2 separate regions of the Homo sapiens genome follow, and region 1 is linked to region 2. A link is a contact called in ENCODE Hi-C or POLR2A ChIA-PET data. All regions are on one chromosome and are shown on one strand. The core of a region is the stretch at or near the end of the contact, and the rest is flanking DNA. Distances in the headings are between cores, read along the strand shown.

Evidence for each region. Hi-C counts contacts between places; a loop is a spot of excess contacts on that map. ChIA-PET counts read pairs that join two places held with the same protein, here RNA polymerase II (POLR2A). Pooled maps may share reads with other maps.
Region 1: a loop to region 2 is called in a pooled map, with 15 times the contacts of the local background. The contact joins two enhancer-like sites. A Hi-C loop is called at or near these places in 6 of 50 pooled maps. POLR2A ChIA-PET finds 5 or more read pairs at or near these places in 3 of 52 experiments (activated CD4-positive, alpha-beta T cell, activated CD4-positive, alpha-beta memory T cell and activated naive CD4-positive, alpha-beta T cell).

The regions. Positions count from the first base shown.
Region 1 is chr15:41,933,426-41,939,421 of GRCh38, reverse strand. The region is part of intron 3 of EHD4 (EH domain containing 4); the gene reads left to right. Among named protein-coding and RNA genes, the nearest start is that of EHD4-AS1, 15 kb to the right of the region's middle. RefSeq lists an enhancer at 2,078-2,137. Within about 2 kb of position 3,566, at least 27 of the 41 ENCODE cell types and tissues checked have a DNase peak (open chromatin) inside an H3K27ac peak, as active enhancers do.
Region 2 is chr15:42,103,652-42,109,245 of GRCh38, reverse strand. No RefSeq gene overlaps it. Among named protein-coding and RNA genes, the nearest start is that of PLA2G4D, 12 kb to the right of the region's middle. RefSeq lists a silencer at 1,307-1,386. Within about 2 kb of position 2,750, at least 5 of the 41 ENCODE cell types and tissues checked have a DNase peak (open chromatin) inside an H3K27ac peak, as active enhancers do.

The DNA of each region.
Region 1 (5,996 bases), core at 2,317-4,816, 170 kb after region 2:
TGCCTGGCCATTGGCAGAAAATCTTTAGGGACAACAGACTAGGTTAGTTTAGTTACTAACCTGTAGCTTTCCTGGCTGACGTGAAGTGTTGAATTCCCATCAAGCAAGGATAAAAGTGTTCTGATATATTTATAATAATAATATTCTGATCAAGTAATAGCTTCCTAAAAGTCCTACAAACTTTTCTTGATTTCTTTTCTTGTATTTTAGTAGCCAATGAAAGAATGTTTGGATTCCTGCGGTTTTCTAAATTGCTTTCTTGAAGTGTGTGGGTAAATCTGAGTTGGTTCACTCTTCAGAACATCCTTTGTCCTTGGTGATAGCAGCCAGGTGTTTGACTCTGCGATGAGAAGAAAGAGCACCTTTATCCACACGCATAGCATTTTCCTTCCCACTCGACCTCTTATCATGCTGGCCGCTGAAATACTGTTTCCTAGAATACTATTGAGTCCATGCTGAACCTAAACATAATCTAGGATATATTTCTAGAGTTAGCATGAACACAAGTGTGTTCCCAGCTACTTAGTACAAACCTCCGGATTCTGACTCCAATCATAACATCCTTTGAAAAATTATAATGTAGCAACTGGTATTCTTATCAATCTATTTAGCATTTGGCATTTTCAAGGTGCTGTTTTAACCACAGATTATTCCTATGGTTTCTTGAGAATATGAGGTTTTGCGTAGCCTTCAATAGACTTGATTTTGGTAATAAAAATAGTACAGCTTCTCCCTTTTAAAAATTTAAATAACTCTAGAAGGAAAAAGCTCTATCTAAATTTTCTAACAGATCGACTTATTCTCTCAGGAACAACAGCTGTCAAATGAAAATTCGAGAGTGTCTTTTCCTGATGTTTAAGCTCTCGCCTCTTAATCCCAGCCTATTCATTATAAACCAATGAATAGAACTGGGAAGACAATGAAAAATAAAAGGACAGAAAATGCCCTGCTGGTAAAAGCAGTGGACAGTAATAGTACATGAAGCCGGGAGGATCTAACTGCACTTCAGGTAACATGACGGGCAATAACAGAAACTTCAGAATCACTGATTACCATTTTAACGTCTATATACAAACATCTTTAAGTCCTCCTAGGCAATGTTAAGGAGATGTTAAGGAAAGCCCTCAAGAATCAAAAAGGCGCCTGGGTAGTGATATAAACAGGAACAGGCTGTTTCAAGGGCCTGCCAACACAGCTAAGGTGCTCAAACACAATACAGGTTGAACATCTTGAAACTGAAAATTCAAAATCCAAAATCCTCCAAAATCCAAAACTTTTTGACGTGATGCCACAAGTGGAAAATTCTACACCTGACCTCATGTGACGGGGCACGATCCAAACTTTGTTTCATGCACAAAATTATTTTAAATGTTCTGTAAAATTACCTTTAGGCCATCTGTGTATGGTGTCTATGAAACATAAATGAATTTAGTGTTTAGGCTTGGGTCCCTTTCCCAAGATCTCTCATTATATATGTATGTGCAGATATTCCCCAATCAGAAAATCTGAAATCCAAAACACTTCCAGTCCCAACCTTTTCGGATAAGGTTTACTCAACCCATATCTCAAAAGAATCGACAGAGCTAGGAAATGGGGCCTGGACATCCAAGCTGTGACTAAGAGGGGTGCAGAAAAAAATGAAAAAGGCACCAGCAGACCACAATCAGGGAAGTACAAATGCATCCACTTTTGAACTTTGAAGACAAAAGACCGGATTTTGAAGCTTGCTCGGGAAAGGAGAGAGAACACTTAGAGATGTCCAGATAAGAATGACTTCCCCTCTCAGGCTTTGGTAACAAGAAGGATTTGAGAGGAAAACACACACATATGCAAAAAAGAAATGAGTCTTTTTTCCTAAAAGACCAAGAACCCTCAGTTCCCTTCCATTGCTCTATGTGTCTATCCTTCTGAAAGGCTGTTGATCAGAGCCTGGCTGGAGAGATGGGTGAGCTCTCTAGCCAGCCAAGGCAGGGCGCTGTAGGCCAGCGTGCAGACAAACTGAGACGAAGACATGACACTCTTACCACAGCCTCTGCCTAGCACCGAGTCGAGGGAGAGAGAACTGTGGCTGCCCTTCCTGTTGATATCTCTTCTAGACAACAGAAAGAGTGTATGAAAGAACAGAGAGAGATATGTGAGCTCAGGGCCCTTGGAGGAACGGAAGCTGTGCATGTGGCTGGAACATGGGTCCATGGCAGGTGGGCGCATGTGGCAGGAGACTCGAATTTGTCCTGAAGGCCACATGGAATACTGAGGGGTAGGAGGTATGGGAGGACGTGGTGGAGAATTCTGTAGAATAGAACATGCAGCCACAGGCGTGGATCATGAAGCCATTTTTTTATTTAGAGTTTGCATTCAGTGACCTGACTCTGAGCTTTGTCTGGATTTGGCAGTGACAGAAAAGTGTCCATCCCTGGAGGCTGGGGCCCAGCCCTGATGATTTGTTGGCAGATCCTGTTTTCCAGCCAGGGCTAAGGCCAGTCTGAGGTTGGGTTGTGAGGTCCTGGACATCACTAGCCACTTGGGCCTCTAGCAGGAAATCCTGATTTCTTTTTGTTTCGGGGAAGTTTTGACAAACGCATCCAGACTCCTTTTCCGCTGGTGCCACGGGAAATTCCACACCACAAGTGTTACTGCTTCCGGCCCTGATGTGAGCATATCGCCACTGTGACTCACAACAGCGTTCGCCAGCCCCGGCAGCTAGTTTGAGTTTTTGTTAATACATCAAATGCATTATTGATTGTGAGAAATGACTGTTTTTATCTAAACTTGAAACCTTGACTTTTAGATGAAAAACAAAAAATTTTATTTGATGGGGAGAAGGACACTTCACTTACTTTGCATATAGAGCATTTCATATTTATGTTTATGATATAAAACATTTCACGGGATATCTCAGACATTGGGATACAGAGATTAATCAGAGAAAAACATTTGCTCCTTACTCTTTTGAGTAATAATAATAATAGCTAATACTCTCATAGTGCATTGTTAAGTGCTTTCCACATATTATTAACTCATTTGCTCCTCACAAAAGCTCTGTGAGGTAGGAGCAATTATCCCATTTTATAGAAGAGAAGACTGAGGCACAGAGAGCTTAAGAAATTTGCTGACAATCATGTAGCAAGTATGGTAGCTTGTCTTCAAAGATACTGCCTCCTCCCACCACCACGCCAAGACCTGTGCCTCCCAGCATTCGTGCCTTGGGAGTCTTCTCTTCATGAGTCTGGATTGACCTTCTGACTCACTTTTGATCAGTAGAATTCTGCAAAAGTGATACTTCATGATTTCCTAAGGCTAGGTCATAAGAAGCCCTGCAGGTTCCACCTAAATCTCTACAAGTGTTCATTCTGTGGAAAGCCGAATGCCATCTAAAAAGTCCAACTACTCTTAGTAGTTGTCATACTGTGACTGAGACGGCCATTCTGTGAGGGAAGCCCAAGCTAGTCACAAGGAGAGGCCAAGAGGCCCAGGCAGCCTCCTTGGCTGGTCCAGCTGAGATGTGAGTAAAGGGGCCATCACAGAACCAGCTCAGTTGAGCTGTCAGGTAACTCCAGCCCCAACCACTGTCTGACTATCACCTTCTGACAGACCCCAAGCGAGAACCCAACTGAGCCCAGTCAACCCACAGAACCTCCAGAGAAAATAGAAGTTATTGTTTAAGCCACTACATTTTAAGGTGGCTGATGACCAAAATAGCCAATAAGTGGTTGAGTGGGATTGAAACCAGGCAGTCTGGTTCCAGAGTGCGTGCTGTTAACCACAAGAGGCGTGGATGCAAACCAGGGCAAAATACAGCTGCCAGTCACACACACGGAGAAGGCAGCAAACCCCATGAGAAAATGTAATTGATGCTTTCCCCCAGCAACATCAAATCTCCTATTTTTTTCCTTTAGCAATTTTTGATGATAATTTTGCTTGGAAAAGAGTACACACTACCCTGCATTCTCACTCCTAGGATAGTGGAAAGGGGAAAGAGGTTTTCTTATGTTGAATGTCTGCTGTGCACCCCACTCTGCTGTGCCCCCTGGTCAATTTCTTAAGCACCTACTATGTGTCAGGTGCCAGGTGCCTTAGGTTTCACAGCAACAGTGAGACCTCATGGCTGCCTTCATGAAGCATATACTAGGGGAGATAGAGGAGCCAAAACACAAAACAAATGCAATTGAAACAAAGACATGTCCCACAGCAAGGGGTGGGCAGTCAGGGAGGGCTCTCTGAGGAGGTGGCATTTAGGCTGGACGTAAAGAATGGAGGGTTTGCCTGGCAGAGAGTTGGGGGAAGAGCTCTTCAGCAGGAGGAGCTGCATTGGCAAAGGCAGAGAGTAGGTGAGACCTGGCAGATTCGGGGAAGGCAGAGGCTAGGGAGCAGCCAGGAAGTGGTGGGTGATGAGATCAGGAGGCCCCCCCGCCACCTGCTGTGAGCTGTAGGCCCTGGGGAAGTGCATAGATTTTTCTCTGAGAGTACCAGGAAGCCACTGAAGGATTGTCTTTTTCAATCTTCTGTTGATTACCTAGAATTATTAGGAATGTCCGGGTCTTCCTGTACTGGGCAAGAACAGCCCTGGGCCTGCCACTCAGTTCTCTGGGCGTGTTTGGTTGCTGGTTTTTCTCTTTCCTTCGGCCGTGCAATTGCTGTCCTTTCCTTCTCTGTCATACATGTGGCATATATGTTCTAGGCCAGCCTTTCCCTGCTGCCCCCTCCTGCTCTGGAGTCCACACGGCTGCAAATGATGCTCGGAAGACTAGCACGGTGAGCCCCAGGGTCCACAGACAGTTATCACCTGGGGAGCTGTTAAAATGCTGCTTCAGCCAGGCAGAGGGGCTCACACTTGTAGTCCTAGAACTTGAGGCTGAGTCGAGAGGATCACTTGAGGGCAGGAGTTCCAGACCAGCCTGGGCAGCATAGAGAGACCCAGTCTCCACAAAAAATAAAATAAATTAGTTGGGTGTGGTGGTGTGTTCTCGTAGTCCTATCTCCTTGGGAGGCCGAGGCAAGAGAACCTTGAGCCCAGTAGTTTGAGGCTGCAGTGAGCTATAATTGTGCCACTGTACTCCAGCCTGGGTAACAGAGCAAAACTCCATTTATTTATTTGAAAAAAAAAAAAAAAAACTTCCTGGCACATGGTTCAGGGGCATCTGGGCAGGGTCCAGAGGGTTCTGATACAGGGGGCCCCATTTTGAGGAATCTGGGTTAGGGCTGAGCCACCACTCCTGAGCCTGAGCCTGTCCCTCCTACATACCCTGCCATCCCCAAAACAAGTGAAAGAAGGGGCTGGCAAACTTGGAGAACCTACCGAAACCAACCTGGGCTTTGTCCTGCATCTCTGTATGCCCGAGGGTGAAGGCTGCCCTCTCAGAGAACGGAGGGGAGAACTTGAGTGAGAGAGACGATGGGGTGGGGCAGGCTCTGTGACTAACCAGCCTCCTTCCAGGGCAGGGCTTTGGAAGGAAGCAGAGGTGACTGTCCCGCAGGAGTCACCAAGTGACCCTGTCGGCCTCATGGGCGTCTGACAGGGAGGGCGTGAGGCCTGATGCTGGGTCCTCTGTCTGTGTCTCACTGCTTGCAGGAGCACCCCCGCCTAGCCTACTTCGGAAGCTAGGATTTTTAGGAACCCCTAATGAAAATAAAGAAGGAATTTTTTTAAGTTTTCAGGTACACTTTGAAACGTTTAATAACCTTCCCTGGTTTTATGGGGACATTCCTGTTACACAGCCTCAATCCCTGTTGCTAGAGGTGGTAAAGCTTCTCTCCCTCCTAATCACTGTGCACCAGTGGGGAACCCCCAGCCTAGAAGGTGGGAGGGAAAGATTATAAATGCAGGATTCTAGGTGGAAGAGAGGCAGTGGCAATCCATGCCGAGAAACACTGGCCGGGCACGTTTCTCCCTGTCCCTGGCTCTTTCCCTTGCCAGCTGGGCAACCTGGGCGAGTTACTTCACCTCTTTGAGCTTCATTTTCCCCTGCTCTAAAACAGGGGAAGGTACTTTCTCTCGT
Region 2 (5,594 bases), core at 1,501-4,000:
ATGGCTTGAGAAGGATTCTGTACTTCTATATTTGAGTCCTTGTGGGAGAACTGCAACCTAACTAATAGGTAGACAAGACTGAGAACCTACCTTGGGAGTGTGTGCCTTAACAGTGGCTGGGTCTTGGCCAATCCCAGCAGCCATACCTCAACCACTCACATACTGTCAGGCGTTTAAACTGTGTTCAAATATGGCAAATGCTGAGCTGTAACCAATTCAGCTATTTCTGTACCTCACTTCTGATTTCTGCACATCACTTCCCATTTTTGTCTATAAATCTTCTTCTACCACGTGGTTGCGTTGGACTCTCTCTGAATCTGCTGTGATTCTGAGGGCTGCCCAATTTGCAAATTGTTCATTGCTCAATTAAACTCCTTTACATTTAATTTGGCTGAAGTTTTTATTTTAACAACATTAATTACAGCTTTGTAAAAAGTTTTCTCATACTTCCAGCACTGTCTCTGTTTCTGTGTCTCTTTATTTGGTTTGTAGTTTTAATCATTAATCATGTTAGAGGATTTCTTCAAATGTTTGGTGATCCCAGGTTGTCTGGTCACATTTAAGAGTGAGGCACTAAAGTGATCACTGGAAGCTCTGTGCACATGGTCTGACCTGGCTGAATAGAAACTTCATTGTAGGTTGATTAGGCAGGGATCTGGAACTCTGGAATACAGCAATCACCTATTAGTATTGGTAGTTTTTTGTTTGTTTTTGTTTTTCCTTTTATGTTGGTGTGTTTCCCTGGAAGGGAATCCTCTGTTCTCTTGCCTGATGATACTGGTGGTGGTGGCAGCAGGGGAGGTGTAAGACTGGCTGCCAGCATTCTCAGGGCTGAGTGGGGAAAGAGGTCTGAAGGTGATGACTCCCATTTCAGTATGTGGACTCCCATGTCTTCTGCTTGCTCCTCCCCAGAGAGTAAACCTTTAACCTTCTGCTGAGACTGGACAGGTGATTTGTGGGACTATTACACTTCTGCCAACTTCCAACTAATCCTATTTTCAGGTTAATCTGCACCTTTACCTTTCATGGTAACTGAGCTCTCCTAGAAGTTGAACCATCAATCAGTTTGCTTATAGCTCTTTGCTCCCACCCCCAACAGCAGACTCTTAATGGTTGTTTTTTTTTTTTAAATGTTATTGAGTATAACATAGACAGAAAAGCACAAGACCGTAGGTGTGCAGCTGGATGGATGCTTGCATGTCTCTACCCCTGTAACCACCACCTTGATCAAGATACAGAACATTTTCATCATGTATGAAGATTCCCTTGTGATTCTTACCAGAAAATACCCCTCAACCAAAGGTAACCACAATTTTAAGTTCTGTCACCACTGATTAACTGTGTTCGTTCTAGAGCTTGGCATCCACGGAATCACACAATCACACTCCTCTATGCCTGGCTTCTTTCAGGGTACATTATGTCTGTACAGGCATTTTGTTTTGAGTTGCTAGTCTTGCTTTCTGATTCACCATCCTTTCTTCTCCACCCCTTGACTCTGTGGCCTCCCCTGTCCCTCTTCACAACTCAGCGTCTCCTCTGATCAGCTTCCTGATGGCTGTGAAGGGACGGACCCATCCCGGCATGGCGCCAGCTGGTGGGTGTGCACAGTTTCCGTGATAATTATCCACAGTCAGCTCTTTGAACTTGGGCCAGGTACACAGCTGCCACCCCATGCAAATACATTAAATACGTTCATTGTTCCTGGTAGCTAAACAGTGTCTGTGAGAAAGTGTGTGTGGCGGGGTATGTAAATCTGATCTGAATTCTTGGCTCTTTCACGATGCATCTTTTGATCTGAGCAGGTCTGTTTCTCTGTCCCTCTGATTCTCATTCCTTCAAGCCCCTTGGATCCACCAAATATTGTGAGTTTCTTTAGGGTCAGTAGATTTTAGGCTGTGAAGAGGAGACTCATTCTGACCCAGTGGTCTCCTCCCGACACCCCCCCCCCGCCCACCCGTCGCCTTTAAAAATTTTATTTATTTATTTATTTTTGAGACAGAGTTTCACTCTTATTGCGCAGACTGGAGTGCAATGGCACAATCCTGGCTCACTGCAACCTCCGCCTCCCAGGTTCAAGCAATTCTCGTGCCTCAGTCTCCCAAGTAACTGGATTATAGGTGCCCACCACCACATCCGGTTAATTTTTTGTATTTTTAGTAGAGACAGGGTTTCACCATATTGGCCAGGCTGGTCTCAAACTCCTGACCTCACGTGATCTGCCTGCCTCAGCCTCCCAAAGTGCTGGGATTACAGGCGTGAGCCACCGTGCCCGGACCCAACATCCCTTTTTAAAGACCAGTGGGAACAGCAGCACAAGCCACACAGCAGCCTTACTGCGGGCAGCTCAGCGTGGTCAGGGTGGCAGGCATGACACCGCTGGGTCAGAATGACAGTAATATGTGATATTTTTGAAAAGTATGCTGTTGAAGAAACTGAGTGTGTCAAAGCTGTTATCTTGGAGTTGAGAGCCAATAATTCTACCTGCTAGAAAAGCTCTTCTGAATCCATATGAGCTGTGGGAATGGTAAAGAGCTAACTTGAAACTAACTTCAAACTTTCAAACTTCTAACTTTTCTCTCAGTTCTTCATTTTCAAATAAGGCCACCCCTTATTTGAAAACTGATGGCATCTTCTTAATAAAATTTACTTAATATCTTTTTGTAGAAGTTGTGATTTTTTTTTTTTTCTCACTCTGTCACTCAGGCTAGAGTGCAGTGGTGCAATCACGGCTCACTGTAGACTTGACCTTCTGGGCTCGAGTGATCCTGCCACTTCAGCTTCCTGAGTAGCTGTGACCACAGGCGAGCACTCCCATGCCTGGCTAATTTTTAAAAAATTTTTTGTGGAGACTAGGTCTCCTATGTTGCTCAGGCTGGTCTCAAACTCCTGGGCTCAAGCAATCCTCCCGCCTCAGCCCCCCAAAGTGCTGGGATTACAGTCATGAGCCACCGCATCCAGCCTGCAATCTTTTAAGATCAAAGAAAGCATTGTCTTGGTCTTTGATTTCATTGTATACAGATGGCATGTTCTGTTCAGAATGATCTTTGCTAATTTCAATACTGCCACATTTATGGTCCAGATACTCGCTTTTTTGAGACGGAGTTTCACTCTTGTTGCCCAGGCTGGAGTGCAGTGGGGTGATCTCGGCTCTCTGCAATCTCCGCCTCTTGGGCTCAAGCAATTCTCCTGCCTCAGCCTCCCAAGTATCTGGGATTATAGGCACACACCACCAGGCCAAGGTAATTTTTGTATTTTTAGTAGAGATGGGGTTTAACCATGTTGGCCAGGCTTGTCACCAACTCCTGACCTCAGGTGATCCACCTGCCTTGGCCTCCCAAAGTGCTGGGATTACAGGCGTGAGCCTCTGCGCCCCGCCCAGAAATTCTTTAAAGTATGCATTATTTTTGCAGTAGGAGCTTTGCCTTGTTGATTATAATTTTCTTTCTTTTCTTAAAGCTTAAAGAAGTATAAAGATGAAGGAAAACTTTGAGAGGTTTTAAAAACAAAATGTGCCTTAGTTTGGTTTAACATTTTATTGCAGGCCCTGCTTGCCTGTCTACACAGGGGAGAGTTGTATTCAGTAAGAATTTTCAGCTTACATAGAATTATAGAGTCACTGATACTGGCTTCAAGATGATTCTGATTCCATATTTTAAATGCCAAAAGAAAGGATTCTAGGGCCTTGTCCCTCTGTCCTCCTGGCTCTGACACCTCTGATCTTGGTGCCATCCTCCCTGGGTGTCCTCAGAGGGGCAGCCCTTGATGAAAGGGGCTGATTTCCTTCCTGCTCTTTGAGGCTTCTAGGAATGGAACTCCCAGGACTTCTGCCTCTGGGCTGCTGCTCTGCCCTGGTGAAGGGGCTGTGGTTGGTGCCTAATCCCTCCCATGCCTGGTGGAACATCTGCTTTGGAGACCTCCTCTACTCAGGCTTTTGATTTTGTTTTCGTTTTTGAGACAGAGTCTTGCTCTGTCACCCAGGCTGGAGTGCAGTGGCATGATCTCGGCTCACTGCAAACTCCACCTCCCGGGTTCAAGTGATTCTCCTGCCTCAGCCTCCCAAGCAGCTGGGATTACAGGTGTGCACTACCACGCCCGGCTAATTTTTGTATTTTTAGTAGAGACAGGGTTTCACCATGTTGGCCAAGCTGATCTCGAACTCCTGACCTCAGGTGATCTGCCTGCCTCAGTCTCCCAAAATGCTGGGATTACAGGCGTGAGCCACCGCACCTGACCCAACTCAGGCTTTTTTGAGAAGGGCTGGCAATATGATATGGAGGAGATGGGGGTTTGCAGTAGCTGAGTGAGGAAGAGGGCTTAGGATGGAGTGTGGTGAGAGGCTCTGAGAAGAGGGTAGGCGGGAATATGGGGGGAGGGGGTTTACAGATAGCCAAAAAGGTTGAATGCCGCTGCTGTATGACCTCTGAAGTAACAGCTTATACCTAATAGTGGTACTCCACTTTTAAATAGCACAGAATACTGTAAATTGGTGTTGCAATAATCTGTAAGCACCAACCCATTTTCTAAAGGCTCATCTTAAGAAATGCCTCCTCTGTGAATCTCTTTCCAGATATCCCATTTAGATTCCTTTTCTGCTTCATAACTTGCGACATCTTATTTCCTAGTCCCCAGACCTCTGGACAGTTGTGTAAGGAGGAGGTTACAAATAGGCTGGGAGGAATTACAATTTCCCACTTAACATAAAAAAATTCAGGTTCACTTTTGGATTAAACTCAGCTTCTCTTAGGAAATGCTCATTTTGGAGCTCTCTCTACCCCACCCTTGGAGCCGAGATGGCAGCTAAGCATGCGGGACCCTCAGTGGTCTTGGGAGGGTTGTAGTCCAGGATCTATGTGGGGTGTTCTGACCAGGCCTTTGGACTCCTGCTTGTATGCACAGCCAAAGCCACAGCTGACGGGACCGCTGTTGCGTTCCACGCTGGCCAGGTCGGGGCAGGCCCTGGCTCAAGCTGACCATCCCCAGCTTCTGCCTCACCTCACGCCACCCATGGCAGCTTCAGGCAGGCCTCTTGCTGTCAGCTGAGCTACCTCCACACCCCCAGTGGGAGCTTGGGAACACTTCTGGATCCTTCTGTCACACAAGGGGGCCTAGGAAGATGAGAGGGCACCACCACAGGCCCCCATCCTACCTAGGCCCTTCCCCAATCACTTCCCACACCCACGATGGGCAGGCATTACTATGCGGGACACAGTGCTCCTGTCCAGGGATGTGACTTTTCCCAGGATGTGCCTGTGGAGACAGGGCTAAGCCCACACCTAAGGGATTTCACCCACCTGATTTGTTCGTGCAGAATACCCCCAAGGGCTTGGGCTGGGCTGGGAAGACATGTGAGTCCTTCTCCCTGCTTCCCTCCTGGAAGTACAGGGGCTTTCTCCTTTCATCCTATGCTGGGTGGGCACTTTCTCTAAGACTCTCTCTTCACAGGACCCACATTTCAAAGCTCTGCTTATGGTCTGTGAAAGGAAACTCTGGGAATTTAGAAAAGTCTTCATTTTCCTCACAGTGGTCAGCCTTTAAGCCTTGTTTCTGGAACGTTGGCTCTGAGATTTGAGGCAGAAGGAGGCCCCCTGCTCCCC